2 separate regions of the Homo sapiens genome follow, and region 1 is linked to region 2. Evidence: chromatin contacts called from ENCODE Hi-C or POLR2A ChIA-PET data. All regions are on one chromosome and are shown on one strand. Each heading gives the region's core, a stretch centred on a gene start or an enhancer-like site at or near the end of the contact. The rest is flanking DNA. Distances are from core to core; before and after follow the strand shown. Region 1 overlaps LOC101929710 (a long non-coding RNA gene). Region 2 overlaps LOC101929710 (a long non-coding RNA gene).

Evidence for each region. Hi-C counts contacts between places; a loop is a spot of excess contacts on that map. ChIA-PET counts read pairs that join two places held with the same protein, here RNA polymerase II (POLR2A). Pooled maps may share reads with other maps.
Region 1: a loop to region 2 is called in a map of PC-3, with 2.3 times the contacts of the local background. The contact joins two enhancer-like sites. A Hi-C loop is called at or near these places in 4 of 168 maps with a recorded cell type or tissue (IMR-90, PC-3, mammary epithelial cell and 1 more) and 4 of 50 pooled maps. POLR2A ChIA-PET finds 5 or more read pairs at or near these places in 3 of 52 experiments (BJ, HEK293T and Panc1).

Annotation. Positions count from the first base shown.
Region 1 is chr5:96,065,296-96,069,697 of GRCh38, reverse strand. The region is part of intron 1 of LOC101929710 (a long non-coding RNA gene); the gene reads right to left. All of the region lies in intron 1 of LOC105379096 (a long non-coding RNA gene), which reads left to right. It also overlaps a transcript of CAST not described here. Among named protein-coding and RNA genes, the nearest start is that of MIR583, 12 kb to the left of the region's middle. RefSeq lists an enhancer at 3,340-4,242. Within about 2 kb of position 1,562, at least 6 of the 41 ENCODE cell types and tissues checked have a DNase peak (open chromatin) inside an H3K27ac peak, as active enhancers do; they include PC-3 and mammary epithelial cell, where a contact is called at or near this core.
Region 2 is chr5:96,024,860-96,028,944 of GRCh38, reverse strand. The region is part of intron 1 of LOC101929710 (a long non-coding RNA gene); the gene reads right to left. All of the region lies in intron 2 of LOC105379096 (a long non-coding RNA gene), which reads left to right. It also overlaps a transcript of CAST not described here. Among named protein-coding and RNA genes, the nearest start is that of MIR583, 52 kb to the left of the region's middle. Within about 2 kb of position 2,449, at least 2 of the 41 ENCODE cell types and tissues checked have a DNase peak (open chromatin) inside an H3K27ac peak, as active enhancers do; they include PC-3 and mammary epithelial cell, where a contact is called at or near this core.

The DNA of each region.
Region 1 (4,402 bases), core at 313-2,812, 42 kb before region 2:
AAGACCTCCCTCTCTACAAAAAAAAAAAAAAAAAAAAAAAAAGTTTAATTACCCAGATGTAGTGGCACACACCTGTAGGGCTAGTTATTCTGAAGGCTGAGATGGAAGGACCACTTGAGCCCAGGAGTGAAGGCTACCGTGAGCTACGATTGCACCACTGCACTCCAGCCTGGGTGACAGAGCAAGACCCTGTCTCTTAAAATTTTTTAATTAAAAAAAGATAGATGGATAGATAGATACACACACACTATTGGGGCATGTGCATGTATGCACATACACACACACATAGACACACACACACACACACACACATAGACACACACACACACACACACACACACATACATACACACATGCTTTCCAGTCTCCACAATCACATAAGCCAGTTTCTTAAAATAAATCTTAAATTCTTAAAATACACATATATTTGTGTATATATGTGTAATATAAACATATTTTATATACATACACACATATATATGTATATATACACACCTGTCTTCCCATGTGTATGTATACATATATACATACACCAATGTATACATATATACATACAGCTCTTGGTTTACATGTATACATACATGAAGACGGAATCAACAGGATGTGTGTGTATGTGTATACATATATATACACATCTGTATATACACATACACACACATACACACATATACATCTGGTTATACACATGCACATATATACATATATACATCCGTATATACACATACATACACGCATACATCCTGTCGATTTTGTCTTCATGTATGTATACATGTAAACCAAGAGCCATATGTAAAAATGTATACATTGGTGTATGTATATATGTATATATACACACAGGAAGACAGGTGTGTGTATATATATACATATGTGTGTGTGTATATATAAAATATATTTTATACATATACACACATGTGTATATATTTAAGTTAAATATATGCATATATGTATTTACATACACATTTACTATGCATATGTATATAAATATGTAAATTAATATACATATATGTTTAATTATATATACATGAACAATTAAAAATTAACTGGGCATGTGCATACATACACATATTATACACACACACACACACACACACACACACACACACATAATCCTATTGGTTCTGTTTCTCTGAAGAACCCTGACTAATACAGGGTTCCTTACTAGTCCAGTGGGTGGGTTCCCATATCAGATGTTTAGTAACTGCTCCATGAATGGATGGAGCTGGAAGGGAATATGGAGCAGGAGAAGTTGAAAAATGTGAGGCAGTAGGGCACAGGGACCAGGAGTCAGGGTAAAGTTCTAGCGGGGTGGAGCATGATTCTCAAGGTGAGACTTCAAGAATCCTGCTTCTTATTCCGTTTTCCTAGACAAGACCCAAGACAGACACTGTTCATTCAGTAATAGAGATAATATATAAGGCCAGAGGTTCTTTTGGCTAGATCTCTAAGAGACCAGGGTTCAGACAGGGTAATGGTGAAGAAATTCCCAAGCAATGAGTCAGGGCCCAGGAAATGCTTCTGCCTGACTAAAATGATGACAGGATCGTTATCAAGATGTGTCTAGATGTGCACGTAAGTTATGAAGCGTAGGCCAGCCATGACCCTCTGTCCTTCCCACCTGTGCCGCCTACATCTTCCCTCACACTCTCTCCCTGACACCTTTATTCCCAGAGATGCTCTTTACCTCTGACTGCCTTTCCCCAGCTAGAGTGGCCTGTCAGCTGCTGTGGGTTCCTGGCATTGCCCAGCCAGGGCTGCATTTAAAAGCCATTTCACTCTCTAGTCTGTGCAAATACAGGAACTGTGTAAGCAAGTTTTTTTTTTTTTTAAGGGAAAACTATAAAATGTGGACAGTAAATTACATTGCTGTTTTTCCCCTCCCAGTGCAAAATGGCAGGCTGTTAAGTGGTTTGGAGCTAAGTCAGTGTTTCAGATTAAAGGGAGTCAAATCTAAACCTCACATTACTTCAAGAGCATGAAAAAGATATAGCCTTAAATAGTCCCTATAACTGACAGAGGGAAAGGAGGCTGATTGTCAGTTATTACTGCTAATTTTGTATTTGCAGATAGGTGGAAGGTCTCTGGATCTTTTTAAGCACAGGTATGCCCATTTTAAACTAGGCCAATTTAGGAAAACCTAGTCTAGCAAATCAGAAAGTTTAGCAAGTGATTCTTCACATTTCAAAGAATTCTTCACTTCGAAAGCAATTAAGACCATCTCTATGATTAGTAATGGTTTAAAAGTCTGCCACAAATGTATTCCTAATGATCCATCAGAAAAGTATTTCCCTTACTGAAGGGCCCTGGTAATTATTTAGAGACTATAATGAGCCATATCCACATTGCATTATTTAAAACATGTATTTACTGGAAGACTATATTTGACAAAGGATTTCCTACACCTATAAAATTGGCCCCACTGTCAGATTAAATTGTAAAAGGAAAATAAAAAGAAAATACAGAATATAACCTTAAGCACAAGATTGCTTGAAATTCAAATATAATACCCCTATTACCTATTTTTACATGGCATTAACTTTAAACAAAGGATTGAGTACCTGACATTATAGGAACCTGAATATAAATTTGTTTATCCCACAGATGTAGTTTTATTGCTTACTATATGTAAAGCACTGTGTTATCCCCTAAAGTAGATAGAAAATGAAGGTGATGCTTTCCCTCCAAGAAAACTGGAGAAATAAGGCATAAATATGAATCACTTAAGAAATAACAGGGCTGGGTGCAGTGACTTAACACCTGTAATTCCAGCACTTTGGGAGGCTGAGGCTGGAGGATCAACTGAAGCCAGGAGTTTGGGACCAGCCTGGGCAACATACTAAGACCCCATCTCTACAAAAAAAAAAATTTTGTTAACTTGCCAGGCATGGTGGTGCATGCCTGTAGTCCTAGCTACTAGGGAGACTGAGGGGGGAGAATTGCTTGAGCCCAGGAGTTCAAGCTTGCAGTAAGGTATGATCACACCACTGTACTCCAGCCTAGGCAATAGAGTTAGATCTTGTCTCTAAAAAAATTTTAATTTTTAAAAATTTAAAAAAACAAATAAGATCAGAAATTATATAATTAAGTGCCACATTGAAAGTCAGACGGTAACTACAACAGGAAAGGGAAAACTTATATGGGCTGAAGTAGTAAGAGATATGAAACCTGATCTAGCTGAGAAACAGATGAGAGGAAGACAGGCAAGAATTTGCCCTGAAACTGGCTCAAAACAAGCTAGAGAAAGGACTTAAAAATGGAAAGAAATAGGCAGAAAGTGCAGAGGTATTAAAAAAGAAAAAAAAAAAAGGTTGTTAGAGAAATCATTATCAAATAGCAAGCAGTGGGAATGAATGGAACAGTACAGAGACAATGGGGAAAAGAGAGTCAGAAATCATAAGAGATAAGAGATCAAACCCTGTCATAGCAAAAGGGATACAGGCTGTCTATCAAAGCCCTATTGTTCAGGCTGACCCTGTCAGCAAGATTCACACTAAAAGGGTATACTACAACTTTTCAGTCTCCAAAGTACTGGCTTGCAAGTGACACTTAAACCTCTTTTAATGATAGACCTAGTTTGAAACTCACAGAACAGTTTTTCATCTTCTCTCTTCATTAACCTGCCTGCACTAGCAGTTTTCTGTCATAAAATGCTTAACAAAGCTTTAACAGGAATGGGAGTGTTCTAGTCTGTTCTCTTCCTCATTACACTCTTAGGAGGTGCTCTCTCTGCCCCTGTAATATATTTCCTTAATACAGTTCCTGACTCCACTGAACTCCCCTTCAATTGTTGGAAACTTTGTTCATGATCATACCAGGGACAATATGTGCTCTTTCATAGTCATAGTAAGGTGACAAGCTTTGAAAAGGATCTGTGGGTTAATTGCCCTAGAATTAAACCTTTAAGGCCCACAGCAGGGGCAGAGCTAAGAGTCATCTCAGCACAAAGAGAATTCACTCTCTGGCAACAGGCTGAGGGGCTAAACCAGGGTTTAAAAGATCCATGCCTACAGGGTGGAGGACAACCCACTTTGTATACCAAATATGCTATTTCTATTTCTAGATTGTGGTGTCTTTTAGTTGCACAGTGCTTTACAACTTTAAAAAAATCCTATCACTTACCTTATCTCATGTTCTAAATGCTTTAAAATAAAAGATGCTTCAAAACTAGAAAATATTAATTTGCCTTACTGTGTTGTAATATATACACAGTATAGAGAATAAGTTTTAAACATACAGCTCAATTAATTTCTACATATATACATATAAATACACACACACACACACACACACACACACACAGATCATTAACCACCATAGGATATAAAGAATTTCCAGGACCCCAAAAGGCTCTCTTGAGTACCTCCCCCAGTAATTTTTTTCCTCACAACATTAAAGCTTTTTAAAA
Region 2 (4,085 bases), core at 1,200-3,699:
CCTGGCGTGCTCACCTTTGTTGTTATCCACCATGTTATCACCAGTATCACAGTCTCACTCTAAACAATTTTTTAAATCAGAGTCCAAAATTGAAGTTTTTTTTTAATTCTTCCCTTAGATAAAAACCTATACTTTTTACAATAGGAATGAAACCAATGAAATATTCATTAACGTCAGCTTTTTTATTATTCTCTCCTAATGGCTCAACATAAATAAATGTTACTTATTTAGCAAGACTTATTTCTGCTACAATCTACTTACACTGAGTAATTTTTGTTTTTTAACAATTTTAGGAATAATTTCTTATCTCATTTCCTCATCTCTTACATTAACAATTTTATTTTGAATGCACCATACTAGAGAATCATCTGTTTCAGTTTTTATCCATCTTAAATTTGGGGTCATTTTTTCACCAAATTTCAAAATTATCTCCATAAATCTTTGATATTTTCCATTAAGTTCTGTAAATACTGTGCTGGTATGTATGCCATGAAATACATCATTAAGCTTGGCTGAATATTGAATATATAATATTCTTTTTTTACCTCCTATGATCTTGTCTGAAAATATTATTCTTTAAAGAATATTATTCCATACAAATTTTGTCAATTATACCGAAATAAACCTGAAAAAAATTATTCCCATGTACTAGTTTGATATTTACTTTTATTTCTTGAATACTATCAATTGTTTGCTATTTATTTCACCCTTTTTCAGTTCTAGTAATTATATCTGTAATTTTTTGTGTTTAAAGGGAATTTCATAAAATTCTAATTGACAATTTAAGTGTTTTCTGTCACAAAACATTCAATGGCTAATAGGAGTTTGTAAAATCTCCTATTTGAAAGAATTTGGAATAAAATATTAAAAGTTCTGCCTTGTTAATGTAATAGAAAATCCTAATCATTCATTTGAATTGGAATGTGTTTTCCTAGCAATATTCTCACATTCTCAGAAGGAGAATATCTCCATTTTCAAGATCATCATCCAGTCAAATGTTCTGGAGGATTTCTTCCCTAATTTTCTGATTTCAAGACCTTTATTTTCTCCATCTTCTAACAGGCAGGTCGCAGTTGCTTTTGTTGTCTGGGTTATGAAGTTGATATAAATTTGAGTCTCTTTTTTATTCTCATGGTTTTAATTAGTAATTAAATCTTCATTTAATAAAGAATATAAAGTTGCAAGGATATTTTGGTCTGACCTGTTTACATTGTAGATTTGATGAGAATAATGTTCTTGTTAATTTCCATTATTTTGAGTAGTTAAATCTTCATTAAATAAGAACTTGTGTGATCTCTTGTTTGCAAATTCTATGACAGTCATGCTCAACAGAAGTTGGCTCATTTACATTGTTTCCACATTGTTATTTTTAATTTAAATGAACTCTCTCTCTTAAAAATTTTATATTTCCTGTTTTTTTCCAATCTTTGATTCTTTCTGAACTCTACTTTTAAATTCTGTATTTCTACCACAATTCTCTATTTCTTCACTGGCCCCCATTTTCAATGATCTAAAAGGTCAAACTTATTAAAATTAATAGGTAAAAAAGCTATAACGAATATCAAATTATAAAGCAAAATTAATAATGCTGAAATCTTTATTTTTATTTTTGAAATTTTATTACAAATTTTTGTAAAAATAAAACTATTTGCATTTCCAGTAATCAATGTCCATCTAGTTGCTGATATTAAGGGTTGATACCACACTTTAAGCATATTATATCAAGACATAGGTAATTGTTGTTTTAGTTTTGTTTTGTTTTTTGACAAGGTGTTATTCCATCATCCAGGCTGTGGAGTACAGTAGCATGATCATAGTTCACCTCAGGCTTCCAAGTAGCTGGGACTACAGGCATGTGCCACCACACCCAGCTAATTTTTTCATTTTTGTGGTTTTTTTAGAGACAGGGTCTCACTATGTTGCTCAGGCTGGTCTCAAACTCTTGGCCTCAAGCAATCCTCCTGCTTCTCAGTCTCCTGAGTTGCTAGAATTATAGGCATGAGCCACTATGCCCAGCAGATGCATACAAATTTAAGAGTAAGAGGAATTGTTTAATATTGCAAAATAGTCTTCAGCCACCATACATAACATTTGCAAATACTAAGCATATCTGGAATAATTCCAGACCATGAATTGATTTATATGAAGAGAAGCAAGAAAATGGATGTTTAGCACTAGTGGGAAATGAAACTTTATTATGTAAATACTTATTGCATTTATACTACCAGAAGAAAGATTTGACAAGTTAATTAATTTATCTTTTCTTTTACCTAAGTGCTTCGCAGTCCAAATCCTCCCTGGACCCTGAAGCATTCTGCTTTTCTCATTTGGGATGTAGCATAAATCTACAATACTTCATGGAGTTCGAGTACAATTGCCTTCTGTTTCCAGGAGGCCAGTTAAAAGATGTGGAAAAGAATTTCCCTGGGGCCTAAGTGTTAGTCACAAGGGTGAAAGCTTCATGACAGAGTGCCTGTGGTTTTTAAATCATTTCCTTTTTATATGTTTTATATATTTTTGATTTGGGGACTCTCTGAAGAAGAGGGCCCAGAGTCTCTGTTTTCCAGATCCAAGTATCGTACTGAGCTCACCTGTCTATTTCCTTCTCCTCTTTATTAGTCCATTGTCTCAGAGCACATCAAAATCACTGTCCCACCATAACCCAGTTTAAGGCCCTATTGATTAATCTACACTTTCAGCCACTCTGATTGACTAACTGATTGATTTAAGACAGGGTCTCACTCTGTCACCCAGGCTAGAGCACAGTAGCACAATCAAGGTTTACTGTAGCCTTGACCTCCCAGGCTGAAGCCCTGAGCAGCTGGGACCACGGGTGCATGCCACCATGCCTGGCTAATTTTTTAATTTATTTTTTGTAGAGACAGGGTCTCACCATATTGCCCAAGCCAGTCTTAAACTCCGGGGCTTAAGCAATCCACTTGTCTTGGCCTCCCAAAGTGCTGGGAATACAGGCATGAGCCACCACACCCTACCTCTATGATTTAGTTAGAATGTGAACAAGAAAAGTTCAGACTCTCACATGTTATAAAACTTTACTTGTGGAGACAGCAGAATCCCCTCGAGTAGGGATGGATAGTCCAACTTTACACATGCTGTTCCCACTGCCTGGGACACTATGCTACTTAACTCTTATTTAGATCTCAGCTCAGTTGTAACTTCACAAAGAAAAGCCTTCCTTGACAGCCCCAGTTAGTTCAAATTCTCTCTGTATTGAGCTTCTTGTCTCTGCAGCTTGTTTTTCTATTTAACAGAACAACAATTTTACCTTTGTTTATGTGATGGGACTGATGTGTGCCTCCCTCCATGGAAAGCAACTGACATGACCATGTCTGAGAGTGTTTGACTCACCATTTTATCCCCAGAGCTTAGCCCATGTTTTGCACATAGAAGATACGCAAGATGTAATTAATTCATTCATGGAACTTGCTACGGACTGATTGTTGTGTCCCCCCCAAATTTATATATTGAAGCCTCATCTCCCATGTGATGGTATTGGGGGTGGAGTCTTTGGGGGATAATTAGGTCATGAAGGTGAAGCTTTCATGAATAAGATTAGTGCCTTTATAAGAAAAGACATGAAAGGACTTGCATCCTCTCCCTGCTTCCCACCAGGTGAGGATAAGAGAAGACGATCATCTGTAAACCAGGAAGTGGTTCATAGAAACCAGAAATAGGATCCCCTGGCACCTAGATCTTGGACTTTCCCGGCCTCCAGAACTGTGAGAAATAAATTTTTGCAGTTTAAACCCCCCTAGCCTACGGTAATTTGTTACAGCAACTTGAACAGACTAAGACAGCAGAAAAGGAGTTTGTTAAATTCGGTCAGTTTGGAGAAATGTGGAAAAGCTTCAGATTAATTACAGTCAAACTCAAATGTTCAAGCACTGGTTTTTGGCCCAATCAGAAATCTTACTGAGACTCAGGAGCAGAAAAACGTGTTAATGTGGTTAGAAATAAATTAACAAAAATATGACCTAGAATATGACATTTAAACATGCCAGAAGGCCTGACCTCTACTTGGAATCAATGAGATTATCCTGGCAAAAAAAGTGTACCATCAAGTT